2 separate regions of the Homo sapiens genome follow, and region 2 is linked to region 1. A link is a loop called in an ENCODE intact Hi-C map of the cell type or tissue named here. Cell type or tissue: PC-3. All regions are shown on one strand. Links, peaks and the distances in the headings refer to the core of each region. The heading gives the core; the rest is flanking DNA.

Region 1 (16,413 bases), core at 3,062-11,061:
GAAGTTCAAATGCACCTACCCCAGACTGGTCTAAGACGTGAGCTTATTAATCGGGGTGGCATTTCCTGGTGAGAAGGAGTAGTAAAGAGATATTACCCAGTGATCATATTAGACATTTCAGAGGTACAGTGGTATAGAATACAGAACATTTTCATATATTTTCACCCTTCTCACTCTAAACAAAGAGAGACTGAGTCCCCTCTCTCACTCATCCAGGATTCTTCTTACTCAGTTCTTAACTCTAGTCTAAAAAATAACTCTTTCCCTAAGCCACTAGCACAATAATTACATTGCTTTCTAATAAGTCTGCATTCCCTGCAAACTCTTTATCCCTTAGAGGAGTTCAAAAGTATGACATTAAAGCACAAAACAATTATACTATAGACATACCTCATTTTACTGTGCTTTACTTTATTATACTTCACAGATACTGCGTTTTTTTTTTTAAAAAAAAATTGAAGGTTTATGGCAACCCTGTGTAAAGCACCTCTACTAGAGTTATTTTTGTCAACAGCATGTGCTCACTTTATGTCTCTGTGTCACATTTTGGCAAACTTTATTATTATTATTATATCTGTTATGGTGATCTGTGATCAGTAATCTTTGATGTTACCACGAACTGTGCCCATTCAAGAAAATAAACATAATCAATCAATAAGTGTGTGTGTATTCTGACTGTTCGACCAACCAGCCATTCCCCCATCTCACTCCCTCTCCCCTGAGACACAGCAATATTGAAAATAGGCCAATTAATAACCCTACAATGTCTTCTAAGTATTCAAGTGAAAGAAAGAGTTGCAAGTCTCTCACTTAAAATCAGAAGCTAGAAATGATTAAGCTTAGTGAAGAAGGCATGTCAAACCAATATAGGTTGAAAGTTACACCTTTCACACCAAGTAGTTAGCCAAGTTCTGAATGAAAAAGAAAAATTATTGAAAGATATTAAAAGTGCTATGCCAGTGAACACACAAATGATAAGAAAGAGAAACAACCGACATGGAGAATGTATTAGTGGTCTGGATAGAAGATCAAACCAGCCAGAATATTTCCAAAAACTGAAGCCTAATCCAGAGCAAGGCCTTAACTCTCTTCAATTCTATGAAGGCCGTGAGAGGTGAGAAAGCTGCAGAAAAAAAGTGTCTGAAACTAGCGGAGGTTGGTTCATGAGGTTTAAGGAAAGAAGCCATCTCCATAACATAAAAGTGCAAGATGAAGCAGTAAGTGCTGATGTAGAAGCTGCAACAAGTTATCCAGAAGATCTAGCTAAATTAATGAAGGTGGCTACACCAAACAACATATTTTCAGTGTAGACAAAACAGCATTCTGTGGGAAGAAGACTCTGTCTAGGATTTTCACGGTTATAAAGAAAAAGTTGACCGGGCATGGTGGCTCACGCCTGTAATCCCAGCACTTTGGGAGGTCGAGGCAGGTGGATCATGAGGTCAGGAGTTCAAGACCAGCCTGGCCAAGATGGTGAAACCCCTTCTCTACTAAAAATACAAAAAAAAAAAAAAAAAAAAAAGAGCCAGGCTTGGTGGCAGGCACCTGTAATCACAGCTACTCGGGAAGCTGAGACAGAGAATTGCTTAAACCCAGGAGGCGGAGGTTGCAGTGAGCCAAGATCGCACCATTGTACTCCAGCCTGGACGATGGAGTGAGAGAAAAAAAAAGAAAGAAAAGAAAAGAAGTCAATGGCTGGCTCCAAAGTTTCAAAGAACAGGCTAACTCTAGTAGTAGGGGCTAATGTAGCTGGTAACCTAAGTTGAAGTTGGTGCTTTTTTACCATTGCAAAAATCCTAGGGCCCTTAAGAATTATGCTAAATCTACCCAGCTCGTGCCCTGTAAATGGAACAAAGCCTGAATGACAGCTGCTCAGTTTATGCCATGGTTTACTGAATATTTCAAGCCTACTGTTGAAATCTACTGCTTAAAATAAAAGATTCCTTTCAAAGTATTACTTTTCAGTCACAGGGCACCTTGCCATTCAAGAACTCTGATGGATATGTACAAGGGGATTAATGTTGTTTTCATGCCTGTTAACGTGTTTATTCTATACCCCAAAGATCAAGAAGACTTTCAAGTCTTATTATTTAAGAAATATATTTTATAAGACTATAGTTGTCATGGATAATCTTTCTTCTGATGGATATAGGCAAAGCAAATGGAAAACCTTCTGGAAAAAATTCAGCATTCTAGATGCCATTAAGAACCTCCATGAATTATGAGAGAAGGTCAAAATGTTATTAACAGGAGTTTGGAAGAAGTTGCTTCCAACCCTCATGGATGACGTTGAGGGTTCAAGACTTCAACAAAGGAAGCAACTACAGATGTGAGGGAAATAGCAAGAGAACTAGAATTAAAAGTGGATCTTGAAGATGTGACTGAATTGCTAAAATCTCTTGGTAAATCTTGAGCAGAGAAGATTACTTCTTATGAATGAGCAAAAAAAAAGTAGTTTCTTGAGATAAAATCTACTCTTGGTGAAGATGCTATGAACATTGTGGAAATGACAGCAAAGAATTTAGAATATGACTTGAATTTAATTGGTAAACAAGCAATAGGGAGATAATTATTAGCATTTTTTAGCAATTAAGTATTTTTAATTGAGGTATGTACATTGTTTCTTTAGGTGTAATGCTATTGCCCACTTTGTAGACTTCAGTATAGTGTAAACGTAACTTTTTTTTTTTTGATGTAGTTTTGCTTTTGATGCCCAGGTTGGAGTGAAATGGCGTGACCTCGGCTCACTGCAAACTCCACCTCCCAAGTTCAAGCGATTCTCCTGCCTCAGCATCCCGAGTAGCTGGGATTACAGGCATGTGCCACCACACCTGGCTAATTTTTTTTTTTTTATTTTTAGTAGAGGTAGGGTTTCAACATGTTAGTCAGGCTGATTTTGAACTCCTAACCTCCAGTGATCCACCTACCTCAGCCTCCCAAAGTGCTGGGGTTACAGGTGTGAGCCACCGCAACTGGCCAAACATAACTTTTATATGCACTGAAAAACCAAAAGTTGTGTGACTCATATTATTATGATGATCTAGAACCAAACGTGCAATATCTCCAAGATATGCCTCCAAGATATCTCACATACAGTTACAGGAGAGATGCTCTCTTCTAAACTCTGCTTTTCTCTCTAGTCCATCCTTCTCAACCTTGACTGCACATCAGAATCACCCAGAGTATTTTACAGTTTACTGATGTGTGAGTCCCACCCTCAGAGATTCTAATTTAATTGGGATGAGCACAGCCGGAGCACAGGGAGTGTTTTTTTAAATATATATATAATATGAGCTTTTGGGTATATTACTTTATTGGTACACGTCTTAGAACTCTATGGTCCACCAATTACACTTATATATCCAAGGAAGACCAATGCATATGACCATCAGAAACATGATGTACAATAATATTTACAGCAGTTTCATTAACAATAACTAAAAACTAGAAACAACCTAAATGTCCACCAACAGGAGAATAGATGAACAAATGGGATAATGTATAGACAGCAGCAACAACAATAAAATCCCTACTGATATGGACCCACATGGAAAAATCTCACAACCATTATGTTGAACAAAAGAAGCTTCACATAAAGATATGCATACTTTGTCATTCTATTTATATGAAGTTCAAGAACAGGCAAAACTAATCTTGTAGGTCATCTGACATCCTTCCCAGATCAGATGGTACCTAACCTCTCAAGAGATAGCCATTATTCTTTTTTTTTTTTTTTCTGAGACGGTGTCTCACTCTGCCACCCAGGCTAAAGCGGTCCTCCCACCCCAGCCTCCCAAGTACCTGGGACTACAGATACGTGCCACCACGCTCAGCTAATTTCTTATTTTTTTGTATTTTTGATAGAGACAAGGTGCTGCCATGTTGCCCAGGCAGGTTTCAAACTCCTGAGCTCAAGTGATCTGCCTGCCTTGGCCTCCAGAATTGTTGGGATTACAGGCGTTAGCCACCACACCTGGCCCTGACTTTTATTAGAAGCATAGGGAGTTTTTTTTTTTTTTTTTTTTTTTTCCAGATGGAGTCTTGCTCTGTAGCCCAGGCTGGAGTGCAGTGGCGTGATCTCGGCTCACTGCAAGCTCCGCCTCCTGGGTTCACGCCATTCTCCTGCCTCAGCCTCCTGAGTAGTTGGGACTACAGGCGCCCGCCACCGCGCCCAGGTAATTTTTTGTATTTTTAGTAGAGACGGGGTTTCACTGTGTTAGCCAGGATGGTCTGGATCTGCTGACCTCGTGATCCACCCGCCTCGGCCTCCCAAAGTGCTGGAATTACAGGCGTGAGCCACCACGCCTGGCCTAAGCACAGGGAGTTATAAACATTCCCTAGGTGATTCTCGCTTGGAGCCAAGATTGCGGATCACTATTCTAGTTTCTTTTTTCCTTCTAAACTGGTCTTGAAGAGATTTGCTCTCAATTCAGTACACTTAAAAGTGGAAACAATTCACCACGTTTTTTTTTTCCAAAAATGTTCATGATTTCAACCTAACTTTCATTTGCGAGTTGAACAGCTTTGAAGCCCATTAAAAGATGCACAAACTCTCAGTAGATACAGAAAGGGGTCATCTTGGAGCCTTCCGGTCATGCCATAACTGAGAGTAAGCCCAGCTTCACAGACAGCTGCTTTACCTGAACACACGTCAATGATGCTGAAGACCCAAAACCACACTGTCTGATCCAGCTAAGGTTATTTACTCAATAGGAAACTCACCTCCCTTTCCCTCCCTAGCCTATTGTGGCCAAAGCCGTGCAGCCTGAAATTTTCAAAAGGAAAACAGCTTGCTACCTGGTTTGCAGCACCTATGACTTAACTACATTTATAAGGGTTGTGGAACTTAACATCTACATTTTCCCTCCTATGTTCTGATTTCCTGTTTCTCCACACTATTTATGTTCACCTATTACCCAATTAGCACCCCAGTAAGCTGAACTCCCATAGTTGTTTCACCCTAGCAATTAACCCTCTCCAGCACCCCGCTCTGAAAAGAGCTCCTGATTAAAATAAACTGCTCAATTATTCTCCTAACAGGAAGCGTGCCACAGTAGACCAGAAGGAGAACAATTTATTTTTTCTTAGATCTCTAAATGTGTCCAGTATTGGCTTAGAAGAAAGATTTCCCTGGAATAATCTAGAGGACTTCGTTGAGGTTTATGGTAAGGGCACAAATTTACAAAATGTCAGCACCTATCTACCAGTTTCCAAATGGTCAGCATCTCTAGTTTGAAGAAAATGCTAAGATGAAAAAGGAAATTCACTGGTTCTCCTTTTTTATTTGATAAACTGCTGACATAAATTTCTCATTAAGAACCACAGTGACGAATAGAAAAGACGTAAAGAGAAAAGTCAGGACAAAAGGAAGTTAAAGAATGGAAAATAAAAGAGATGGGAGGATATTAAATATCGAGTTACCCAACATCTTTAAAGAATAGGATGTTCTGTGTAAGCAGTATTTCTTTACGAATGAAAATAATGTGCATACTATGTATAGCTTTCCTATTATTAGAAATTTAAGATATTTAACAAAGAAACTCCAATTAATATAACTTTGCCAGAAATTTTTGAAAGAACTTCGGAATCTCAAGTGCCTGAGATATATTAATGACTATCAACAACAATTTTGCAAAGTAATAAAGGGAGGAATAACATTTAGTTGATATTATTAGTAAAATGTAAAACTTGTAGTGGGTCAGAGATGTGAAGACAACATAATTTTCCGGAAGAATACACACCTTTATGTAAAATATCGAAGTGGGTCATAACCATATTTGCACATGATACGGAACTGCATATAATTGCCTACATATTTTATATGTAGATTTTAAGGCAGAAGATCACTTTTAATCTAGATTGCAATTTATTGGGGAGTTTTGTGTTTTATTTTTTTCTACCCACACATTATTCCTAAGGCAAGAATCCTCCAACCAAAAGAGAAGATGGCACATTCAACCACAAAAACCTGTGGGTGTAATTAGACTAAAGAACAATCAAGAAGGTAACTTTAATTTTATCTGAAAAGAAAATACATTAAAAGCTACAATTTTTGGTACAGGATTGCCTGCTAGGCAACTGAGGCAGAAGGTGCTACAAAGAATCTCGTTCTGAAAATGTAGTCAAACAGTCCTCGGCTTGCACTGATTTCCTAAGATCTTTCCACTGCAGAAAACTGCAGAATCCAGGCATCTTGGAAGACTGCTAGAATCTCACTTTTCTCTGCCATGAATGGAGTCACCATTTTTCAGAAGCCTTCATTAACTGAAATTCTAATCCTGCTTAAACTTGAATAAGGAAAACAAACAAACAAACAAATGAAAGACCTTCCTGCATACTGAATGTGTAAATCCTGGAAAACTGTTTACAGACAAGGAGTAGTCAGCCAGCTCATAGCTGTGACTTTTCTGTTCCGAGGGAAAGCAGCTTGCGAGCTGCAGTGTCCAGGAGCAGAGAAAAGCACAGTCACTGAACCCTATGAAATTTTAACAATTCATTAACAGGAAAGGGCTGCATAAAGGGATGCAGGATCAGAGGCAGCTCAACAGCATCAAATTCCGAGAGAATGAAGACCGAGAAAGGGGAGATGTGGAAATTCAGACTGAGGAGAAAAGGGAAAAGAAAGAGGAGGGAGATTTGACAGAAATAGGAACAAAGACAGGAGAGACAGGAAGGCAAAAGAATAGGAGAGATTAGAGAACAAGGGAGAGGAAAGAGGAGAAAGGATTTGAATAAAATTCAAGTCTCTAATCTGGTTTTACTTTTAATCTTCCCTCTGAGGGAGGGCATGAATGTAAAATGCTTATTGTTCCACTTTATTTTTTTTTTTCCTGAGTTCCCCTAACTGACCAAACCATGTGTTAAAAACAGTTTCCCTCCTGGAAGGGATTATGCCCTTTGACTTTCAAAAATCATCCCTCCCCTTCCCAGCCTCAATAAGGCTGGGTGGTGGTGTGTGCCCTGGTGTGGAGCCACTGGGGGTCTGCAGAAGGATGCAGTCTCAGAGAAGTCAGCCAGGCTGGTGGAGGGAAAGCATTGTTTCTTAAACACCCTTATCTTGGACAGTGTAGGCATATTTGTTTGTAAATATACATGTTATGTATGTGCTCATGTAAATAAATAAGTTTAAATATAATTTCCAAATGAACAACATGAGAAAAATTGTCGATTTTTGAGTGTGTCAAATAATGACTGCAAACAAGGTGTTTTGCAGCCGCCAGCAGTGGGTCCATCCCTGAAGCCACCCTGCCATCTAGTGGGGCACTGCCCAAATGAACACCTCTTCCAGCCACAGTCGGCCTCATTTACCCTCACAGCTGGAGACAGGGAAGTGGATTCTCCTAAATGTGTTAACTTAGCAGTGCTATATACTAGAAACAAATTAATATATAATTCTTCTGTGTCTTAAGGTCATTACTGTCAAAGCATAAATTAATAGGGCTATTCCAGTTAATTCATTTTGGCGTTTGTTTCTGCATGTCTGAGCGCATATGTGAAAATAGGCCTACCCTCCATGCCAAGGGGGAAGAAGGAAGGAGGCCTAAAAGTAGCTTAGCCAAACAAGCAGACTCTCTGACCTAAAAGCAAGTCAAGGGCAAAGCCTTTCAAATGCTGCTGCTTTGCCCTTCTCACTTCTTGGAGCCCAGACTAACAAATCCTCAGAACAGCAAAGCTCAAAGAGGAGGGGATAGTGGATGGACTCTTGGGAGTCTAGGAGGAGGTCAGGGGGCACTGTTATCAGAAGGCAGTGTTTGGAAAAACACCTGGTTCCACTTTCTAGGGCGAAAGGGATCCTGTTACAGGAAAATAAGGGCTCCTCTTTCTGACCAGGAGGTGGCATGTCCATGCTCACCTGACCAGCCTGGTTGCAGAAGAGATTGTAAGAACGGTCCCCTGCCCTTATTCCAAAGGTGGCTGCATCTTTATCGCCACTCCCTAAATCAGTGGGTTTCCAGATCATATACAGAAGTACACAGCAATGCTCTCCCACTATGAGAAGAAACAAAACAACCCACAGCAATAGAAAGGGAAGACCAAGGCGCGTGTGGGGGAAGGTGAAATTTTCCGCCACCTGATTTCAATTCTTTTCAGAATCCATAGGGGTAGAAGCGCTTGAAGAACAGGCTACACCCATTGCTGTTTGCCTCCTTTTGGTCTATTCCGAGATTCAGGTAAGAATCTGAAATTCCACCTTTTTCTGAAGTAAATCTCAAACAACCAGGGCTAGATGTAGATTCAAAGATCAGATCATCCTAGATTTTAATTTTCATCAGGAGTTATTGTCATGCGTATAAATTCTGTATTCTCAAATAAAAATATCTAAAAATGCCTTCAGGCTTCTGCTGCTAATAAAACAATGTTCTCTTGATGTGTGTGTGTGTGTGCGCGCACACGAGCTTGTGTGTGTCCTGAGAGAGCTGGGGGAAAAGGGGGCGTCTTTGCATGTCTGTCCTGATAAGAATTGCTTGATAACCACCCTAGAGAAGCATTTCTGGGGTCAGAGCCATATCTTCTCCCAGAATCTCTGCAAAAATGTATTAACCAAAGCAATATACTATACTATTGATAATGCAAATGCTGTGAGAGAAAATTCTCCACCATCACTGCAGTGCCTCCTAATCTAGTTACAAAAAAAGAGATTGACTCACATAAAACAAAAATAGGCAATGATGCAAAACATATCAAAACAAAATTTCTGAACCTTAACTATGCCTTTGAATCACCTGCAAGACTTCATACAAGTGCAGATCAGGCCACCGACAATCCCAATCTCTAGGTGCAGCTTCTCTATTTTTGCAAATTCCACAGCTAATTCTGATGTGGAGTGAAGTTGAAAGCCAATGACTCAAAATTAAAAAATAAAAATAAAAAATAAAAAGATTCTTGCATGGGTGATTCTTTTGAGCAGCCAGAAATGAGAACAAGCATATAAAATGCAATTGCAGATGGCGCGGCAGGACCTTAGCCACTGTGGGTGGTTAAGGGGAGAAACCAATGAGCGAGGGGGTTAGCACAGACACAGAAAAGTGTCCTGGAGAGGGCAGAGCTTCAAGAATGGGTGGGACATACATAGAGCAAGAACTTAGGAGAAGGTATTCTAGGTGAGGATATCAGCGCTTCTGCTGGAAAATATGCTGCAAATTCTAAGGATCACAGAGACCTGCCTGGTAAAACTGAATGAGTATCTTGGAGAACAGTGAGTGCAGCTCACCTCTGAGCCAGAAAATAGCCAAAGATATAGCTATCGAAATAAAAAGAAGTAAGTACCAAACAGTCTCAAACATGGTCCATGTTCTGTCTCAACAAATGTCCACATTTCCCTTTTGTCCAAGGCCTCCCTGATTGCCCCACTTCTGCATATGTTGAATCTCGAAGAAGTACATGGTTGGTTTTTCCCATTGTGCTGCTACCTGAGAGTTAAAGATTTCCACTTGTGAGTAAGATAATGCACTCAGCTGCATTAAGCAGACAATTAATTTATCCCCTTGGCTGCCCACTACCCATCCTTAATGTACTTTAAAAAGGAAATAATGCTTACCTTGCTTTAACTTGCACAGTGTCTGGAAGGAAAAAGGCATGCAGGAGATAAGACTAAAATCACTGCAGTAAGAATCACCCTGATCATCATTGGATCATCATGTCAAATAGAACTTCATAATATTGTTACAGAGACATCAGAGCAGATGGGTAAGAAAGAGTGTCATGTGAGAAAGTGGAGTGTTATTACTTCATTTCATCTTCCTGTATTGCAATTATAAAATGTGCTGAAATTCAGCAGGGTGACCAGTATATCAACCTCTGACAAACGCCAGGCTTTCAAGTGTCTGAGGTAATCAAAGATACCCCATAAATGGTCCAAGATAAACATGGCTAGGCCCTGATTCTTGAAAATGTGATCTGTTCAAGTGGGATTGCAAAGAGTCCACATCTTAATTGAAAGAACATAGTAATCTACTTGGCTAGGGAATTAGAATGCTCCAGAAGAAATGCTATCTATCCTGGTTGGTATAATACTTTGTTATATGAGGACATAGGCTAGAAGGTGATGGTCTCACAAGATTCCTATTAGCTCTTCAATACATAAGCCTGAATCATTTAATTTTATTTTACTCAGACAAACTTTTAATGGACTCCTATAGTCTGCATGGTATAAACTTCTTAACAGGAGATTCAAAGCCCTTGATCATCTAGCTCAAACTAGTCAGGCAAACTTTTTTCACACTGTCCTCCCACATAAATTCTGTTCCATTTGCGTTGAGCTGCATAATACCCTCTGAATACACATTACTGAAACTTGCCCCCATCCATTGCACGAGATTGGCCATCCACTACAACATTTTACCATAAAAAATTGTAACAACAAAAAATAACAGCATTTTATTCATCAAACAAAATCTTCCCCAACATCCAAGTCGGTCCCTTCCTCTCCCATAGAGTCTTCTTTGAAAGTCTCATTATGAAATATCTTCTTCTGAGGACTGGTAGTGCTTGATATCTCCACTGCCATGTCACACACTACATTACATGGCTAATTATCTGTTTCTATGAATAGGCCTTTCTCCCTTTCTAAATGACAATTTCATAAGATCACACCTGTGTTTTAAAACTTTCACCTTTTTACAGAATCTGGTACTGTGCCTGCCCTAGACTTGATGCACAGCAAGGTCAAGAATCAGGTCATGTGTTCACTACTATATTCCTAGACCTTGGCATAGAATCTAGCGAGCTGCGGAAAGGAAAGCAGCACTTTTCCTTTTGGATTTCTCAGATACGAAGAACATCTGCTCCTCTTGACTCTGTACATGTACAGACCACGTTAGATAAATGTCAGGAGAATGGAAGTATCTACAAGTTATTTTAAATATGTTAAAAAAGAAAATCCCATTCATCCTTTAAAGAGAAAAACAAACATTATAAGCCCTCTTACGGTGAATTTCTATTTGGCTAACAATCTCCAATGAAATATAGAGATAAAAATCAAAAATAATACAGAAACATAAAATTAAAAATAGTTCAAGTTGTGAGATTTATTCAATAATTGCATTTGATTTGGGGGTAGTTTTTTTTATTTTTGTTTTTGTTTTTGTTTGTTTGTCTTTTTTTCTTGAGACAGAGTTTCACTCTTGTTGCCCAGGCCAGAGTGCAATGGTGCAATCTCCGCTCACCACAACCTCTGCCTCCCAGGTTCAAGCGGTTCTCCTGCCTCAGCCTCCCGAGTAGCTGGGATTACAGGCATGCACCACCACGCCCGGCTAATTTTGCATTTTTAGTAGAGACGGGGTTTCTCCATGTTGGTCAGGCTGGTCTTGTGCTCCCGACCTCAGGTGATCTACCCGGCTCAGCCTCCCAAAGTGCTGGGATTACAGGCATGAGCCACCGTGCCCAGCCAGGTGTTTATTTTTTTAAGTGAAATAGTAGTTCATAACCCACTAAAAATTACTCTTTCAACTAATCACTGTTTATGGCACCTATCCTATACTGGGGACTGATTATAAAATTCATATTCTTTGTAACGTACACTGAGAATAGCCTCAGCGGGAAAAAAAGGGGTGAGGACAAGAATTTTTTTTATGAAAAAGTTGAAGGAAATACTCTGAAATTGGGCTCAACTTTGTCCCAGTCAACAACCGTGATGGCTTTCAACATATGTCTTACAAAGCGTATTGGCATGGATTTTGTTGCATCTTTGGTAACTATGTAAATGAGAAATTTTATGTAACCCACAATAAAGACAAAGCCATGATATAGTAATGTGCTTTCTTTTCAATCTATCCATACCTCTTTCACTGCCAGAAATGAATTTCTGAAAGAAAGTATACCTGTGATCAGCGGGTCTGCAAATCAAGACCTCGATTACAAAGTGTTGCAATGCATTATAGGAACCAAGATGCTAAAATCTGAAACTGAGGTGTTCTCATCACATTTTGGATCTCCAAAACAAAAAAGAACACCTGACTCTTATGCCTTTTCTCTTCTCCCACTCTCTTCCAACCTTTGCACACTGGATAAAGAATTTGTAATGTTGCCAACCTTGCCACTTAATGATCTGGATGCATCTACATAATGGCCTCCTGATACTGGCCGTTATAAATGAGATTCACGTTATTTATAAATTAGCTCTCTTGTTCTGCATATTCCTGAGTTTATCATCATTAAGGAGCAGAAATGTTTCTCAACAAAAGGCCCAGGTACTATGGCGATAGACACAATAGTAACGCTTAGATACACAGATAGGCATGTTGCTGTTTTGGTCTTTTGTATCCATCTTCACTTGTCCCAGATATGCCATTTTCTGATTCTCAGGGTGCAGAATGTTTTGAAATACATTTGCGTATTCATGGATTGTTGGCTGTATTCACATTTTTATATTCAGCTAATATTTAAATGTATTTAGGAAACAGGCCTCAATTTAGATTTGCAATGTGGTATGAAATATCATAAAGGGAAATCACTTTCAGGCTGTTAGATCTGGTGCAGCTGGGGAGATAGAGAGGTTCAAAACATCTGTCAGCCCACAACATTTTCACAAACCCTTTCCATACTCAACAATACTAAGCAATACGGCTGCTAACCCAGAAAACATAAAGACCTGTAGAAACATTAGAGCAAGGGAAGAAATATGATTTTCAACCATTTTATTTAAATTCTTATCGGTTCACAGACCGAGTTCTTTTGGGCAGACTAATAATGTCCAGGTGTGGGCCTGTGTCTGTGCCAATTTTAAGGCTGGTTTAGTCTATGGCTGAAAAAGACAGAGGAGGACTTCCTATAAGGAGGAAATACATGAAGAAAGGTTTCAAGGGAGCAAGCTATTTTGAGATGTCCAGTGCCTTCATCAGCACCTAATACATAAACTCTCAGGTCCTTATTTGCCTCTAGGCAATTAGCCCAGTGGATTCATGTACAGAGCGAACAAGATCTAACCCATATAAAAGTATAGGTCCCAACTTTACACGTGTTATATCCTGTGGCCTCAGGCTAAGCTCCTTATCCCAGTTAGTCATCTTGCAAAGTTAGCTGGGCAGGAGTGCAAGCCACTTCTGCTGTCAGAATAGTCTATTGATACAGAGATGGCATCTCCTGTCCATAACAGATTCTAAATGTCTCCCTTTTATAGAGAACAAAGTGTCCTAACACAAACACTACTCATGGGTAGTACTTAGTAAAGTTTTGATAATGATGTTGATAATGATAGTAGTGATGATGGTATTAATGAAAACAAAGATGAAGATATTTTTTCAAGGTTCCCACCAGCAAAAGGCAAGCAATTTATTTGTGGTCCTGCCCAAAAATAAAATAAAACAAACAAAACAAAAAACAAAAACAGAAAGCTTCTTTTATGTCGTCTGTATTGTCAATGTGTTTGTTTATGTGCATGCACACACATATGTGTGCCTGCTGATAAGGAACTAAACAAAATTAACAGCTGACATTGGTCAAAGCATCAGCTGTGGCCTGAGATAAATGGCACATTGTGGTAGTGTTCCACTTTCATGATGTAGCTGTGGCTGAAAGTCAGACAATAAAGTCACTGCCTGTCTCTGGCAAAATTTACATTGATTAGAGAAGCAATCACTCAACAAACATCCCTGGCCAACTCACATGATTCTGGAGACACATAATCTATATTCATAAAGCATTTTGGGATAATTAAATATCAGGTTCTAGGACAGTACAAGATACAATTAATCATTGAGAAAAACAAAGAATCTCCATTCAGCTAGATGTACGGCACAGGTGAGGAGAGAGGGAGACCGGAAAATTTTAAATCCACTTCACAAATCCACTCAGGGTAGTGGGTTTGAAGCACTCTAATTTACTATATAATACCTCTTTTAGAAACAACAACTTAGAATCAGCTAATAGATTACACACTGAGAGCAAAGAGACAATCTGGTAACAAGCCATTTCAACATAGAAGACTCAAGATTTCACTCAATAGAAACCAAAATAAGGATTAACAGTGCCACTATTTAATTAATTATAAAATAACTCAATAGTTCATTATCTTTCTTTGAATATGGCATTTGTTTCCTTAATCCGAATGTAGGATCTTTAAATCAGGGATTATGTGATATATTTCTTTTGTACCAAACCAGTATTTAGCACAGTGCATTGCAATGCGTAGATACTCAATAAATTTCTGTTCATTGATAGCTTCACTAGTATTCTCGACACAGGGCTCTGATTATTATAACATTACCATACACACACACACATACACACATACACACACACACACAAATTGTCACTGACTCCCTATTAGCTGTAAAATACAGTCTAAGACTTTGAGCTTATTCCACACCTTGTAACTGAGCCCAAACTGACCTTTCCAACTTTAATTTCCCCCTATGCCCCCATACAGCTCACAGTTTGCTATTTATGTGCCGCAATTCCTTGCATTGCTTGGTTCAGTTTGCTTTCTTTATATGAAATATTCCTTTTCTCATCATTTCATATTTTCCCTGGCCAAATGTTAGTTCCTTCGTGCGCCCTTCCCTGTTTCTCCCTGAGACTTCCAAATTGAAGCAATCGCCGCCTTCCTTGAACCTCCGTAGAATATTAGACATGTCTCTCATATGGATTTGCACATTCCATAGAGTCATGCTTGTGCTTGTCATATTTACTCTGCCATTCCATAAATTCTCTGAGAATAAGATCTCCAAAAGTTTGATTCATCTTCGAAAATCCCTAGGCTTTTAGCATCTTTGAAACCCCTAAGGCCCTTAACACAGAGAGGTTCCCAGTAGATATTTGCTGAATTAATTTGCTGTTGATTAATTTATTTATAGAAGAAGGAAAAATCTGGGTAGAAATTCTGATGAAGTAAATAAAAATGATCTCTTCCCTTTGATACAAATTATTACAATCACATTCTGAGTTGTTATGAATGGTAATTTAGCTCAGGAGGCATTTACTCAATACTGTGTTTAGTAACTTTAAAGACTCATCCTAGCCGCAGCAGACATATTTATATCCTAATGCACACTCCTCTCATTTTTTACACGTCCTGCCTCACCTGGTATTTCATAGTTTTTCCTTCTTCATGCCATTCACCCAACTTCCTTCCTGTCTGGCCTCACACATACTCTAACCTTTTCCTTTTTTGGTTGACCATGTAATTAAGTAGCTTATAACCTGGTTAGCTTTTTGGCAACAATTTTACCCAACCCAGTGGCTGACTGACTTCCAAAGAAAATTTTTTAAATTATAAGTTCACTCCCAAGATGCATAAGTTATCAGTCTTCTGCTTCCTGGCAGAGAAAGGAAAACAAAGGCAAAAAATACAAAAAGCACTTCCAACACAGGTAGTCATTTTTACATCCAGGGAGGTGAAATCTATCCCTTCAAAACAACACACTTATTCTGCTTAGAAGATGCCTTATAGTTTCCCAAATTTCTAGACTTTTGGAGGATATATGACTACTTTTTTTTCCAGGAAGACTTTCCAGAAAGTGGTGGACTGACATCTCCATGAGGATGACTATATATTATTTACCACATCCTGCATCTCTAGTGCAATTCCTATAATACAATGGGTCCTCTGTAAATATCTGATAAATGAGTTTACATATAAATGAATGCACAACGTTCCTCTGCAGTCCCTCACATAAATGATGCTGGTCCAAATGGTCCTAACATTTCTTTCTCCTGATGAGCTAAGAGGTCTATGAGAGCTCTATGATCTGTTTGTGACTCACTTCTCACAGACAGATGTAGCTCTACATGAAACGGGAAAATGTTGAACATAGAAGAGAGGACACAGGAGGAGAAGGCTTAGAAAAGAGACAAGGAACAAAAAAAATTAAAAAGCTATAAAAATGCCTCTATTTGCACAGCAATTTGCTACATTTTGCAATGATCTTTCGTATGCATTTTCTCGATTGGGCTTCTTGATGCCTCAGCAAGGAGCCAGAGTAGGTATCATCCCCACCTCACCACTGTAGCTCCATGCACACAGTACATGTTATATTACAGATGAGAAACCTAATATTTACAGAGAGGATCCAGCTAGTGGGTCACAGATCTCCTAATTCCAGCATCCAAATCAATATTTGAAGTAAGCTTATTTTTCAGCTGTAAATCTGACTACAATTCATTGTGCTAAACAGACATACCATGTGGAATGTTCTCAGCTCATCTCTTCCCAGTTCCTCTTTTTTCCTCTAAGTCTAGATAGATGAGGGTTTCAAAACAAACACCACACATCCTTCCCTGAAATACTCCTATTTCTCCTTACATCCAAGAATCTTTTCAGTTGTCTTGCCTGTCAATTCTGAGGCAGTGACCCACCAAGTCTACCCCATGTACTCCCAGTCACTCGGCTCATTTGTTGGGAATGAATAATTGAGTCCAATTACTACACCCCTGGCTAAGCAAATTCTGAGCAATCCTAGTGAAACACTTGTAGCC
Region 2 (16,413 bases), core at 4,796-12,795, 350 kb before region 1:
AAAGCTGTAGAGTTGTATGTCAGAAAACATGATTTAAATGGCTTAATATAAGTCGAAGTCCTTCAGTAGATTAGGCTTCAGAGCTGTATTGATTCAGACCTGGATCAGTTCTACCTTCTCACTTGCTTCTATAGAGCCAGTCTCATCCCAAGACTGGATTCCCCAGTGAAAACAAATTTGTTGCTACACTTCCAGACTTCACATCTGCATATCAACCACCATCCTGATGAAGACAAAGTGAGCTTTTTTCCCAGCATCTCTGACAGAGATCCAAAATGGACTCATTAGATTGCTTAAACTGGATGGTTAATGAGTGTGGCCAGGAGAATAGAATGTGCTGATTGGTTTACTCCCAGTGGGTCCCTGAACTGGACCAGTGGTGAGGCCAGAAGTCCAAATCCTTCAAAGAACAGAATTGCAAGAAGTACAGATACCCCAATTAAAATTAAGTCTGTGTTCAGGGGAGGATCCTGAGGCTTAGTGAAGTAAGGTGACTTCCCAAGACCACGCTGTAGCACAATGAGTAAGGTTTGACCCTCAACTCTGACAGGCATAACCACTGTCCCAGCCTCCAACTTTTATTTTCAACCCAAGTGGCTTCTGAACTTGACTCTTCTGGCTTTTCTCTTCTAACCTGTTGAATAATGTGATGGCATTGCATGACCCATAAGGTCCTATTCATGCTATAATTCTATTTTCCCTGTAGCAAAAAGGTGGTATATGTATATGTTTTGCTTCAAAGCTATAGATATTAGCATTTGCTGGTCTAGTATGAATACCAATCATGTCTGTGTTAATTAAGGTCTGCAATTAACCCAACTAGGAGACAATATCAAGAGTAACTTGAAAACAAGAATGAGTCTGAGATTCATTTCTTTATCAATTCACTCACTGGCAAATGTTTATTGAGTTCCTATTATTTGGCAAGTAATATTCTTTTTTTTTTTTTTTTTTTTTTTTTTTTGAGATGGAGTCTCACTCTGTCGCTCAGGCTAGAGTACAGTGCCACAATCTTGGCTCACTGCAACCTCCGCCTCCTGGGTTCCAGTGATTCTTCTGCCTCAGCCTCCTGAGTAGCTGGGAATACGGGCGCGTGACACCACGCCTGGCTAATTTTTGTATTTCATCATGTTGGCCAGGCTGGTCTCAAACTTCTGACCCCAGGTGATCCACTTGCTTTGGCCTCCGAAAGTTCTGGAATTACAGGTGTGAGCCATTGTGCCCGGCCTTGCCAAGCAATATTCTAAGTAGTAGGATGGGCAACCTTGCTACAAGTGTCATCTGTGGACCAAGGGCATTGGTACTCATGGTGAACATGTTAGAAATGCAGACTCTCAGGCCGTACCCAAGTCCCCCAGATCAGAATTTGCATTTTTAACAAGATCTCCAGTTCATTTGTATGCACATTAAAGTTGGATAAATACTGTATAAGAAAACAAGATAAAGTCATTGACCTTTAACTAACAAAAAAGAAAAATTTTAAAAAACCATGTTCTTTTACTTAGGTTATAAAGAATAATATTCATTTATGTATTCATTAACATGTTACCAAAATACAATTGTATTCTAATTGATTATAATTTTCAAGAATGAATTATCAATTTAGAGGAAATTGAGCTCTTGATTCTCTTATCGATGTCCAAGAATCATCCATTCATTCCATTTTATCTTTGAAATACATAATTACTTCTTAAAAGATTTAAACATTGAGGAGAAATGGTCCTAGGTAATATATATAGCATCTTAGAAACCAGAAAGAATTGGTAGAAAGTATTATAGAACTATCAAGTGTGGGCTACTTTAACGCTCAGGGATGGTATCTACTGTTTTTTATTTGGAAAATATTCTTCTGGTTTATATGAGATGAGGAACAGCAGCCTCTTCTGGTTCTTCACAATGAGGCTTTGGATATTACATATTCTGGAATACAGCAGGTTAAATGAAATATTCATTTTATCTTTCAAAACACAGACTGGAACTGTACCCAATGCCCACTGGGAAGTATCAAAGAAGATAAATTATTGGGAAAAGCAGATTTTGCCTTCTTCTTCTCTCTGGTCTATGTGCTTTCCAAATCCAGACTCTCTTTTCTTTTTTCCTCCCCTTTGGGAGCATTTTAAGAAGATAAATACAGATTTATCATTTTTAGCCCAAATGAATGTTTTCAAAATAAGTTGTGGTGCTGTCTGCCAGCAGTAGGCACCCCTGTGTTCACTAGTAAAATTCTGCCAAACCCTCAGTCCTCATGGGCACCTTTGCACTCTAATTGCCAAAAAGGAAAGGAAAAAAGCCTCACATCAAGTATGTGGCACCCAAGGGATAGAAAAGCAAAGAATATGCACATGAACAGTAACATTTTTCAAAGAAGAAACATAATTTGCTGGAGCAGTGATAGGTGAATGGATTTTTCTACAGATATTCACTCCACAGTTTAACCATTAATAACTTCTTTGCCCTGGATGGAAACATTTACACATGGGACCTCAACATGGTCCTAATGGTAATACCTAGTTATCAACCCTAAGATCAGATCCATGCAGGGTGGTTTTGTAGGCTGTGCCTTGCACAGCTCCACTGTACATCCCCACAAAGCAACATTCATGCAGATGATAATGTGCATGGCATCTGCAGGGTTGTTCAGCATGTCCACCCACCACCTAAAGTTCCTTCTCAACAACAATGCAGTCTTTCATCAGAAAATCATTGACACCTCAGCCTGCCATTCCACCTCCTTCCACTATTCCATGCTCACCATAAGTAACTCTAAACTTGGTGAAATGATTTAAACTTTCATAACATAACTCTTCTCCACCTATATCTTCTTTTGGTCCGTGACACCTAAAATGAACTTCCAACTTTTGACTAATTCGTCTTTCCTCTAGGACATCCACACAAAAAAATAATAATTGCCAACTTTGTTTATTTGTTTGGTTTTTAAATACAAAAATAGTGGAATGGTCAATAAATAGAAAAGATGCATCTGGTAAACAATGTAAGTGTCCTGGGCTTTCTGCAAATCTCAGCCCAATGGCATGTATTTGCAAACAAGACCACTTCGTTAGTTAAAATTTCATGTGGGATATCACATAATGTTCGGAGAACTCTGCTGTCTGCCACTACCATGAACAAAGTTGTTTATCAGAGTTTCTTCTCTCCCTACACTGACTGGAGACACTCACATTTATTCTGTAAATGTATTCTTTTTATTTTTCTGTAGATTATATTGCTGTAAATATCTCATTTCTGTGAATGTAATTACTGCACCTTCAATAGCCACCAAGAACAGGTGCACAATGACATTTGATGAACAAAGAAGAGAATGAATTAATTAATAAATGAGTGTGAAACACTGTGCTGGAAATGTTTCTACACAAGAATTAAGGAAAACTTAAGATCATGATTCAACCATTGGGTCTAGCATCTAGTTGAGGTTCCAAAACCATGTTGAGTTAAATTAAGGTCTAAATCTTTGCCAATTTCCAAATAGTGAAGTGAACAGTAGTGATAATAGTGCAAAAGTCATGGGGTGTGTCAGGGGTTGGGGAGATTGTTAAGGTCTGAAGAGATGAAGTTTGAGCTGCCCTTCAATGGATGTGTAAAATTTATTTCAAATCGTGCTAATTTATACATAGCCATTTATAAAGATGGGTAATCTTAATGACTAAGGAAAGTTCATTAACAAAAGAGACAAGAGACCTAGGATTTTTATGTCACCATAATGTTTGCTAACATAAGCACAGTATTTGCCTTACAAATCTGATATAAGAAGACACCATTTCTTTAGGATGAAGCAACTCTCTGAAATCACAATTCTTTGTAGTTGTCTGATGGCAGATTATATTTTTACCACCTATTCTTGCCTTGATTTAGGACACATTATAGAATGTTTGGTGGAAATTGGCACTGAATACAAGAGCCCCTCCAGACAATTTTAAAGTATATGCAATCTAATTAGCAGAGAGAAACCCTCAAAAATGGTGTCTGGACTCAAAGAAGATGAGAGTGTCCCTGATCAGAATTCTTCTTAAAATCTATTTAATCAATAGATACATATGTAGTGATCAGTTTGGCATCCTTGAATGTAGCATTGGTATAAAAAATGCATCTCATTCTGATGCATTTGGTGCCCCTAAACCCATTCTAAATGTGTCTTTGATCCAGTTCCCCAAATAGTGATCAGGCTGGAAAAATAAATAAATAATAAATTTTATTTGTGTGTATTTATTTCTTTAAAATAGCAGCTTTGAAGAATCTATGTGTTGGCCAGGCAATACAAAAAGTGAGGTCCCTGGGTTCTGGTTAAATAAAGTTGCACCATGTTGTGTATGTGTATATGTGTCTTTTTAAAAGTCTTATCTCTTTAACAGTGGTGTTTCTATAATGATTTAATGATAGCTGCTGATGGTTTGGCACTGCCTTTCCTTCTTAACAGTATGAATAAAGCAATAGGGCATCTGTGATATGCAGACATATAAATCTCAAAACAAAAAGGGTCATTTGGATCTCCCATTGCTCAGAAAACACCATTTATATTTCCCATATGCTTTATTTAGTTATCTGAGTGTTTCATTATACTTTTTTCTATTTCCTTTGCTTCTGAGGGCATTGACCCATCTCTTTCTTAAGACATAAAGAATAAGAACAGAGATTTAAAAATCACAGCAATTCAACATTAAGTCCTCCACTTCCTCTCATCTTTGGTGAAAATTTAATGACATTTGAAACCTGACTCCATCCTTCATGTCCAGGAGGGTGTTAGTAACTTAACCTTTTATTTCCCCATCGAATATAAATTCTGCCTTTGCTAGGAAGGATTAGCCAAGAATAGGGCAAAACCATTGTATTCCACTTCAGAAATGGCTCCTGGAGAGTGCTCTGGGTGAACTCTCCTCCGGATTGCCCTGGTCCTCAGCTGGCCCTTTGTACAGAGGAATGAGTAAGTAGATCCAGGGAGGTTGTGATGCTTTTCTCTATTCCTGCAACCCTGAGGAACAAGTAGAATTCATCAAGGTATCTTTGCTTGATTGCACCTCATTGTCCGTACCTTTTATCATTTGATCTCTTGAGATTTTAATGATTTGATGATGATCTGTTTGTCAGGATGCCTGCAAGCATAGACCTGTGAATCTGCTTTCCTGATAGACTGGCACCCCAAGGTATACTTTTTTTATCAAAAGGTAACATCGATCTCAGTGTTGCTTTTCCATTATTCAGTCCTGCCACCTATTATTTGCTACTGGCCGGGCCTCTGTCAAGTCCTTTAACCTTCTGAGCCTCAGTTTCTACATGTGTAAAATGGGGATAGCAATATCTGCCTTGCATGGTTGCTGAGATGATTTTTTTAGATTCAACAGCCTGATGTATATAAGACATATCAGTGTGCCTGACATTTAGTAGACACTCAAAAAATGTCAGTTTCTTTTCCTTTCTCAGTCTTCATTGAATTTCCACCATGATACAAAGCATGGAAATCCACATAAATCTGGAAATTTCTTTGGAATTAACGAAAAACATTAATATTTCTCACATGTGACTAATGATACTTCTTGAACCAAAGCTGAACTCTAAAATCCTTTCGGAGCTCTCTCCCTCCTTGTCCATTATTACAGCAGCTCATATCAGAGCATCTGTCAAAAATTGCACTGGGACACATTTGGCAGTCACTTTCCCCCTCATTCACTTAATGTTATCCATCAAAGGGCAACCATAGTCAAAGAAGCAATGGTACAAATGAAGATATGGAGCCATGAGAAGTTTAAAGGAAAAAAAAAGTCAAATCGGTTTTGATCGTTGTCCATTGTCTGTGAGATATGACTTCTGTCATTACAGGATGCACTCTAGCACTAACTTTGTGGTTCAGTATATCTCTCATGGGTCCTTGAAATGTGATTTTATTACCGGAATTACTGAGAGGACCATGCAGTGCCATGGGATTAACTGGAACTAGGTCATGAGACACCAACGAGAGTTTTGCAAATACAAATGTGCAAATGGGTTTCTCTGTTCATGGTGGATTAGATCAATCTTGTCTGTAAGGCTTTGGCAAGTCTACCATTTTGTTGGGAAATGACTGCAGAACATCCATCTTCCCTGGACTCTAAAACAACTTCCCCTCTGTTCTTTGAGTGAGTCCACTAGTGCACAGAATGGAGCCAATGAAGGCAATGGTCTAAAAAGCCTTGCCACCTGAGGTATCTGGGTACATTATCAGACAGATGAGAGGGAGACACATTCACATTGGATCCATTTCACATCAGATGCATTGCACGGCATAAACAGTAACAGGAAAGGAAAGGCTGGGTGCCCCTGCCACCAGCCTCAGAGCCGCATGAAGTTATCACCTAACATCAGCAGCCCGACCCTTCCCTGGACTCTCTGGGAGGCAGCCCTATGCTATGCCTACCTCTTCGTTAGGCTTCTCACTAACAGCACCTCTTAGCACTAATTCAGATGGTAAAATAACACTGCCTCTGCCCCGTGTAATCAAACAGCAGAAGGAATGTGGCACCAAAAAGCCCGAGTATGAGGAAGTAATAAATATGTTTTAAGATGACAGTTTCAAGGAGCCTAAGCCTGCACGACAGAGTTGAAGGCAGACAGCTTCAGATGGCAGAAGCTGCTGAGGAGATGTCTTCGAGACCAGCAGTGTCTGAAAGGAAAGAACAGAATGCAGGCCAGGTCTGGATCAGAGGAAAAGCCCCAGAGACGTGCAATAAGATGCACCTTTTGAAACAGCCAGAAGAGAGTAAGAAATAAGGAAGGGACTGAGCCAGTTCAAGTATTCTTGTAATAGGATGAGGTTGCTTTATTTCCGCATCCGAAACCCTTTCCCTTTCAAGGCATCTCATTTTACTCTACTTTGCTTTAGCCCCTGTTTCCTAAGTCCTATTTCGTAGCGCACCCAAGCTGCATAAATAAAACCACTTTGGAAACTCCCTTCTCAGTCATCTTGGGGACACACATGATAGGCTGGGTTGGTATAACTCAGCCTTTTATATATTTTTAACTACCTGGCATAAACCCATATTTAAATGTCACCAGTAGCAAAGCCAAGAATAAATTCACGACCGTGCCTGCATTCAAGCATGTTAGCATGCACACACGCACGTACGCCTACAGTGTTACTGAGAACAAACTTGCCAATTTGCAAATGGGACATCAGAATACATTAAGACAAAGGTGGACCTATGGTTAAAGAGAATAAATAATTGGTTTCTGTCTTGTGGCATGTTTTAGTTAAAGATAGCAATGCAATCTCCAGTATATCTGGAAATTATTGAAACCTTTTTTTTTCCAGAGGCAAAAAAGATCAATACCTTTTTCTCTCAGTGGCGTAAAACATCTCAGGTTACTTTGTCCCTGTTTATTCCAGCAACTCCAAGTTCAAAGTAAACGTTAAAGTCATGAGGGTAAAATCATATTTTCAGAGTAAATGAGGACACTTTGAAATTGGCTAAAATGTTTGCTTCACCAGCTTTTGAGATATCAAGCTGAAGGCCTCTGCTCTAGGGATAGAGGCAAAGGAAGAGGCGAATGATTGAATGGGGGTTTTCTGTTTTTCAAGCAGAGCAGCCAAAACTGCTAGACAAAGCCACAAGCTAAGCATCTATGAAACACGATAGAGATAATTTGTCTTATCTCTGGGAGGAACAACACAGCAATTTCTGTGTGTTTCTCTCCATAAAATGGGTTTTCAAAATTTGCTGCTTTTTCCCAGGATGTTGAAAGCAAAATATCATATTAACACCCAAAAAGATAAATGCCACTTCTATGGAAAATGTTGTGAGATGTCACCAAATGTAAAAGCAGAGGCCTTCTCTCCAGCTGCTGAAATGCGCATTCGTTTTATGTCTTTCCCACTGAAATGTAACCATCCCGATAGATATTTCAGCACACTATACAGAAAAAATAGAATGATCCTCCAATCATTATCTATAGGACATTACACTGATAAATGGTGGTATTAATGAACCTAAATAAATTTGAATCCTTTCTCCCTGCAGTTATTTTGATAATACAAGAATCTAGTAAAGTACATGGAATTAACAATTAAAGGGGGTTAAGCGGACACTTAATACTTTTTCTTTTTTGCACAATTTGGCAGTAATGCATCTGCTGTAATCAGGATTTTTATTTCTCTTTGGGAAAAAAAAGGGGGAAATGTTTATATTTTGGAAGCAAAGCCTCCAGGATTTGCAGCTCCTCGGTGCAGACCCAGCATGTACGTGTTTGCGTTTGTGTGTGTGGCTTGTGTGCGCATTGGTGGCCCCGCCGGGCGCGGCTGGCCTGTCTGGCTTTCTCCTTTTGCAACAGCTCCACCTTTGGGCTTCTAAAGGGAAAGGTCCTTTTTTGCTAAAGGATATGAAAGAAAAGGCAACAGCCAGAAAAATGCACTCCGTACTCAACCTTTTGTTTAGTGAAACCAGACAATAAAATTATTTTCTTCATTAGAAAGAGGGACATGAAGAAGAAAGGGGAGCATGGAGAAAGAAAAGGAGGATAACAAGGAAGATAAAAGAAGGGAGACGGAGGATAGAGAAAGAAAAAAGGAGGAGGGCAAGGACGGAAAAGGGGAGAGCTTCCTTTTTTGACCAGAGGAAAATGCAGGACTCATTGAATAGTTATTTCTTGAATGCTTTTCTGCCTAGATTGCATACTTCTGTAAAGCTCTGATAGACCTGAAGTCCAGCATCTCTGTTTCAGACTTCCTCAGCAGTGTCATTTTCCCTGTCACTTGTTGTTTATAAACTATAGTACCAGATTAATGAATGAGAATATAACAGAGGATTTGGACTTCTGTTAAGCCCATTCTCTTTAAAATAAGGACTATGTGCAATATGTGCATGTTGGTAAGGTTCTCACTATTTCTTTCTGAAAGCTCAGCAGTCTTGGATTGTTTCCAGACAGATTATAGCCTCACTCCCAGAAAGCATGACCTTGGCTAACCAGGGATGGGGGAATGAACACAGAGAAACTTCTTAAATCCCACTGTCTACAAAATCCCAACCTTTAAATGTGTGAGTTTCAGTTAGGCAAGTATTTCGGGAATATAGTATGGGAGCTTAGTGGGAAGGGCTGGAGATCTAAGTAAATCTTTGTCTAGGGGAATTGGTTTGGGTCTTTCGGTATGAAAAGATCAGAAAAAAAAAATGTCTGTTCCAAAATCTGTGCTTCGTAGGAATGTAGAATGTAGGTTTTTATAATCAAATCTATGAGAGTATTAAAAAAAAAAAGAAAAAGAAGTATCACAAGTGGAAAGGAAATGACATTCAGAAGCCTCAGATTAACTCCAAGAGTGAGACAGGTCCAGGCACTTTGCTTTGGAGCCTTTAGTTCTGACCTTCATAGTTTTAAATCTGTATTTTTTTCCTCATTATTCTGACTGCTTGCTTTTGCTTCTCTGACTATCACATTGCATAGTTCACCTAGATTCCACATCCAAAAGTGTCCTCTTCAATAAATAACTCCCCTGCTCAAAATCCTCTAAGTTCTCCCCATTGCTCACAGGATAAAATTTATATTTCTCAGCCCTAATTCCAAGGTATTTGAAGATTTACATCCAAGCCCCTCTCCCAGTAGTCCCGTACAGAGACTGTCCTTTCAAGTCAGGGTAAGCATTCAATGCCTCATCCTTAAGAACACTCAGAGCTTCCTTTTAATACTACTTCCCCTTAAGGTCCAACTGCAATTCTAAGCTTTGCAGCCGGTATCATGACAAACGCATTCATAAAAGCATCCACCCCCTCTTGTAATTCTGTGTGTTGTACGCATATATATATATATATATATATATATATATATATATATATATATATGTGTGTGTGTGTGTTGTGTGTATTCATTTTAGTTTCAAGGTAAAAGTATGTATATATGTATGTGTATATATCTGTGTGTTTATGTAGAGACATATCTGATTTTCTTTAACTCTTTAGCTGGGTGACAAGTTTTTTTGTCTTTTTGGGTTTTTTTTGAGACGGAGTCTCGCTCTGTCGCCCAGGCTGGACGCCCAGGCTGGGCTCACTGCAGTGAGTGCAGTCGCGCGATCTCGGCTCACTGCAAGCTCCACCTCCCGGGTTCACGCCATTCTCCTGCCTCAGCCTCCGGAGTAGCTGGGACTACAGGCGCCGCCACCACGCCCAGCTAATTTTTTTTGTATTTTTAGTAGAGACGGGATTTCACTGTGTTAGCCAGGATGGTCTCGATCTCCTGACCTCGTGATCCACCCGCTTCGGCCTCCCAAAGTGCTAGGATTACAGGCGTGAGCCACCGCGCCCGGCCGGTGACAAGTTTTTTTGGGGGGCAAAGTTTATGCCTATTTTAGTGTCCTTATGACAATTAGGATAGTGCTTTGTATATATGAAGCATTGAATTTAAAATATATATATTGATTGGTTGAGTTGACGGTAAAATGAATGTCCCATTTGTGCACCCAAATAAGGAGTTATATACTTCTAAATGATATCTTTCTGGATAGTTTGAGGAACCAATAATTAAATGAGCCTGATGCAGAAAATTGGGCACTTTTACTTTTAAATCTTTAATATTTAGCCAGTTTTTATCCCAGGGGTAAGTAGAATCTTCATATCACCACTTGTCTTATACCTCCCAGCTATGTTTACATGTTTTTTTATATTTAAATTATCTATAAATCTTACATAAAGTGAAACCTGAAAAAGAAGTCCACTAATTTTGGTGCATAATTTTTTTATATATCCTATTTTTTTGGGAGCAAACTAAGCTCTGAGAACTCTTGTAATTCCTAACAATCACTTGAGGCCAGGAACATATTTAATATACACCTATCTCTCCCTACTACACATATCCACATTTTATTATTTGTGAATTTGGCCAAAGAATAATGGGTACTCAAAAATCGTCATTTTATATATTCTCTATTTAGAGGTATTCCATGCCTCCTTTCATACTCTAAGGAAATGTTCTTTCCTTAGCTACTGAAAAGTAAATTATTTCTTTTTTTTTTTAAGGCAAAATACAAACATAGACTTTATTAAATGCTGCTCAATCCCCCAATGAAGATCTTTTGTTACAAAACAGTTTTCCACACAACTGCAAGTTAAGAGATTGGAATGGTACTCTGATAACAAAAAATGTGAGAAATACTTGATCAAGTAAAAATATACAAGACCTCTATATAGTCAACCTTTTCAGAGCTCTACAGAGGAAGCCTACCTCATTTCCTTTAAATAAAGCCAGGCAGTGACAACTAGTGTTCTGTATCACCAGGGCCCTGATGTTCCTACTGATCCCACACATGATCACAATGGACTCCAGAAACGCTTAGTCTGAGCACTAAGCACCTACGAAGGATCAGTGGTTTTTAGAGGTAAATTGTATGTAAAAGGCCGTGCATCCTGAAGAAGCTTAGAGGAAAAGGTTTTTTAGGTCTGAAACTAGAAGAGGCATGTCAAGCGGCAGAGGATTTCCAGTTTCCACTTGCTGGGATTGGATGTAAGCAACATGACTCTTTAATTGCACACTGTATACGATTTAAAACAAAAACATGAATTATAGAAAGGTGATGGATCCATGAAGCACATCTTCCCACTCTCTCATCTTAATTTTTTTAATTTCTAAACAAATCTATCTCTCCCTCCAGACTGAATTACCCACTCTCCATTTTTCACTTCTTGTATGTACTTCTATTTTATAAAACTCATTTATCTCGTGTGTCTCTCCCTTAGAGTGCAAGCATTTATCCAGAACAGATAATGTGTCATATATATCTATGCAGCCCCTTTACCTAGAACAAAGCCTGGCACATGATGATGATCAACAAATGCTGGTTAAAATGTTTCAGTGAATTTTAAGCTGCTTGGAGAGACTGAATTATATCTTGATCACATTTACATCCTTAAAATTCTTTAAACAATGCTTTGTAAATAGATGGAACTGAATGCTTACTTTTTTGCTTTTAAACAAGGAGGGAATCCATGAGCTAAACTCTAAACATGGATGCTTTGTTGGGGCAGAGCGTGCCTACTTTTCAGGTGCAGGGCTCAGATGCAGAACCTGGGCCATTAGTTGATACGAGAAACTTAATCAGACAACAGAGATTTATCTTTTTCTTCATCAGCAGGGTATATCTCAAAAAAATTTTTAAAGAAAGGTTATTTGTTATTGTGGCATTTCGTGTTTGGCTTCATGTCCTGTTTTTTAGCATCCGCTTCTGCCCTGTAGTTTCTCTGGTAACTTGTGCCACTGTAGCAAGTGCTAACCGCCTGTTGATGGGGCAGTCTAAATGTGTCTGAGGAATAATTGTACCTGGACTTCACCTTAATGCCTTTATAATGTTCTCTGCTTTATATTTAAAGGTGACTAAGACAATTTAGTATCATAAAAGGCTGAGTAATACCCAAGGCAAACACATTTTAAGTCAGAGATGGGCTGGCCCCCTACTGTTCACATTATAAATTCATCTTGTGGGCCTCTGGAATAGAAAAACAATTGTTTCTTGGTGCAGTTTTATTTCCCCCCCTCTAGGCTACTTACTTCATGACTGTTCAGCACATGTAAATAAATATGTCATTATCCTTTTTAGTTTCAGAGTAACAGCAGGTAAGATAAGAATTTAAGCAAACATCAGGATGTAGGCCTCGAGACTGTGGGTCTTTGATACCTGGAAATGCAGAATTTTTCTTATGTTGTAACTTGTGAGAGTCCAAAGTTATAGAGACTTGGTGTATTAATCAGGGTTCTCCAGAGACACGAACCAATTGTGTGTGCATACACACACACACACACTCACACACATTTACTGTAAGCAGTTGGCTTACATGATAATGGAAGCTGATAAGCTGATAAGTCCCATGATCTGCAGTTAGTAAGCAGGAGACCCAGGAAAGCAGATGATGTAGTTCTAGTGTAAACTTCCAGTCCAAAGGCCTGAGAACCAGGAGGGCCAGTGATACAAGTTCTACTCTGAAAGCTGGCTTGAAACCTAAAAAGAGCTGATTTCTCGTTTTGAGTTCAAAGTCAGGATAAGAATGACGTCACAGCTTAGTTGGGCAAGAGGAGTTCCCTCTTAGCCTTTTTATTTCACCAGACCTTCAACTATTAGATGAAGATCACCCACATTAGGGAGGACAATCTTCTTTCCTCGGTCTACTGATTCAAGTAATCTCATCCAGAAACAACCTCACAGATACAACCAGACCTCACAGATACAATGCTTGACCAAATGTCTGGGCACCCCATGGTCAAGTTTACACATAAAATTCACCATCACACTTGGTATTGCTTAAGACGCTGCTTGGCTCTTGAATATATCTGTGCATGTATATATATGTGTGTGTATGTGTGTGTGTATATATATACACACACATATATATATACAGTCGCATACGCATAATGCCATTTTGGTCAATGGCAAACAGTATTTACATTGGTGATCTCATAAGACCATAATGGAGCTGAAAAATTCTTTTTGCCTAGTGACATCATAACTCTCATAGTCTTGTAGTACAATATATTACTCATGTGTTTATGGTAATGCTGAGGTAAACAAACCTACTGTACTACCAGTAGTATAAATGTGTACAGTAATGTCCTAGACCTTCACATTCACTCAACATTCACTCGATGACTCACCCAGACCAACTTTCAGTCCTGCAAGCTCCATTCATAGTAAGTACCTTTCTCAGGTGTATCACCTTTTAATCTTTGATGTTACATTTGTACAGTACCTTTTCTATGTTTAATACATGAAGGCTTACCTTTGTGTCACAATTGGCTACAATATTCAGTACAGTAACATGTTGTACAGGTTCGTAGCCTGAGGCAACAGAATATACCATATAGCCTAAGGGTGTAGTGGGCTATACCATGTAGGTTTGTGTAAGGACACTCTATGATATTCACAGGACAAAACTGCATAGCAATGCATTTCTCAGAACATATCCCCATCATTAAGCAATGTGTGACTGTATATAATTTCTCAATTTAACCATTTGTTATGGAATTTTATGTTTTCATATTAATATATTAAACTATAGTAAACACTAGTATTAAGCAAGTGTCTGGCACTTTGCTACATATATGACTTCATTTATTTGTTAAAATGATGCTATATGATATGTATTCTCATTACTCCAATTTTCCAGATGTAGATATTAAGTCTGAGACAGGTAAAGGAAATTGCCTCAAGTGGCGTAACTTGTAATTGGCATGTCAAGATTAGAATCCAGATCTATTTGGCACCAAAATTCTGCATTCTTCACTCTATTTCTCTTGAAACTCATGATACTGAGAAAATCTGCATTATATGTAGAATCTGAAGGTGTAAATATAGTGGTTCTGTTTTGGGAAATAATTGTTTTGCCATAAAAGCCAATTTGCAAGAAAATGTCATTAGGAATAACACTACTTAATTTTTTGTACATGTAGAGAAATAGCAGTGAGAAAGGAGCATTTCCAAGGTATAAAACCTGGAATGCAGTATGCTGAATTAAACAAATGAACATCAGACTGTTACTTTTCTCTGGAAGAAATAAATATTCCCCAAACAAGAGGGTTCAAACCTCATTTCTCTAAAGGATTCCTGGGTCAGGACTACTTCTGGCATCTTTATGGAAATAACTATTAGACAGATATGAGATGATAAAATCATTGTGATCTTAAATGTTGTATAGCAACATATACCTGGACCTAGCTACCTTTCACATTTTAGAGAGAACAGCCATCTGAAAAGCACACATGAGTTTTGCTATATTTTGGACTCTCATATTGCTTTTCCATGGTAGAACCAAAAATGAAAAACAGTATAATAATAATACAAATTTCTTATGTGATAATTTACCCAGATACCATATTTTCTTTTAAACTACCTGTTATAAGTTCATTGTAATGCCCACCAGGTTATTTGTGGATGGTAAGTCTATCTGCCATTCGCTAGCCCTGGAGCACATTGCTACTTTGACATGACATCTTGTAAAATCCAATGGAGACTTTGCTTATAACCGTAATGGAGTAACTGGTACAAGATTTGCCTTCCTAAGGATAAAATTGGACAAAACATATGCAATATACAGTTTTCAGATACAGGACAAAGGGAAGTACATGACCACACACCCAAGAGAAGAAAGGAAGAGAGCTCCATAATTGTCCAATATTTCTGTCTAGACACATTTTCCAGACCCAGCATGGGGAAAAATTCAAGCAGAGCATGATGATCTTGCAAAGTAAAGCACAAAAATCAGAATTTGGTACTATATGGTGACTAATTTACAGGGCATAGTACCGGTAACAAAGAAGCACCAGAAACCTGCATAGGGTCCCTGTGAAACTTTAAACAAATGGTAGTCAGAGCATGTGCAGGGTGAGGCTCTACAAAACTGGACTAAAACAAATGCCATGGGAAGAATAACTATAGGGAAGCTGTGACCCAAGCAATTTCTGGGTATCACACAGGACCAGGAGATTCTGAGGTGTGATAGCAACAGTGGAAAGAAATTACTGAATAGCTGAAGTATTGAGTAGTGACTTCAGAAGGAGCAACCTTGGGAGCAAAGATTATACAATTTTAGAGTAAAGTCTACTCTAGACTCTATTCAAACTTTAAGCCTTTAAAGCAGGGGTCCCCGATCCTGGGCCATGGACCAGTACTGGTCAGTGGCCTATTAGGAACCGGGCTGCACAGCAGTAGGTAGCAGCAGGCAAGCAAGAAGTTCCACCTAAGCTCTGCCTCCTGTCAGATAAGCCACAGCATTAGATTTTCACAGGAGCATGAAGCCTATTGTGTACTGTGCCTGCAAGGGATCTAGGCTGTGCACTCCTTATGAGAGTCTGACTAATGCCTGATGATCTGAGGTGGAACAGTTTCATCCCAAAACCATTCCCCATCTTATGTGCATGGAAAAATTGTCTTCCATGAAGCCAGTCCCTGGTGGAAAAAGGTTGGGGACCATGGCTTTAAAGAAGCAAGCTGATCTATAAGCAAACTAACTTCCTGCCTGAATTCAACTTAGCACTCTTCAAAGAAAAATGAAAAACTTCAGTTATTGAACAGCATAGAAACTGAATACCCAACACACAGTCAAAACATGCTAAACATGTAAAAAACCAGGAGAGTATGACCTATAACCAGGAGGGAGAAGGAAAAAACATAAAGCACCGACCATGGAATGATGAAATTGGCAGACTAAGGGTTTAAAAGGAGCTATTATAATTATGTTCAAGAATTTATACGGAAAAAAACCATGACAGAGAAAGAAATGGAATATCTCAATAGATAAATAGAAGCCATATATAGAGAAGCAAATGAAAATTCTGGAATTGAGAAATATGATATCTGAAATATATTTATATTTATGTCTCTATACATCTATATGTATATATATATCTGTATTTAGCTTAAAACTTAATAGAAACTACAGAAGAAAAAAATCAGTGAACTTA

Evidence for each region. A loop is a pair of places that touch in the nucleus more often than their neighbours do. Peaks named below come from ENCODE experiments on the same cell type or tissue, not always from the same donor. Only the 100,000 strongest peaks of a DNase experiment are listed, where the experiment ranks them.
Region 2: it touches region 1 in a loop (9-fold over the local background); 11 of 110 quality-filtered maps call a loop at or near these places.

The regions. Positions count from the first base shown.
Region 1 is chr18:41,738,385-41,754,797 of GRCh38, forward strand. No RefSeq gene overlaps it. Among named protein-coding and RNA genes, the nearest start is that of PIK3C3, 210 kb to the right of the region's middle. RefSeq lists enhancers at 6,013-6,514, 6,515-7,014. In PC-3, for the core only: a CTCF peak has its summit at 7,255 (motif pointing left); no DNase peak of the experiment used is centred there.
Region 2 is chr18:41,383,500-41,399,912 of GRCh38, forward strand. No RefSeq gene overlaps it. Among named protein-coding and RNA genes, the nearest start is that of KC6, 130 kb to the right of the region's middle. RefSeq lists a silencer at 8,222-8,271. In PC-3, for the core only: CTCF peaks have their summits at 8,334 and 12,425; a DNase peak (open chromatin) is centred at 12,432; H3K4me3 peaks cover 811 bases; H3K27ac peaks cover 2,012 bases.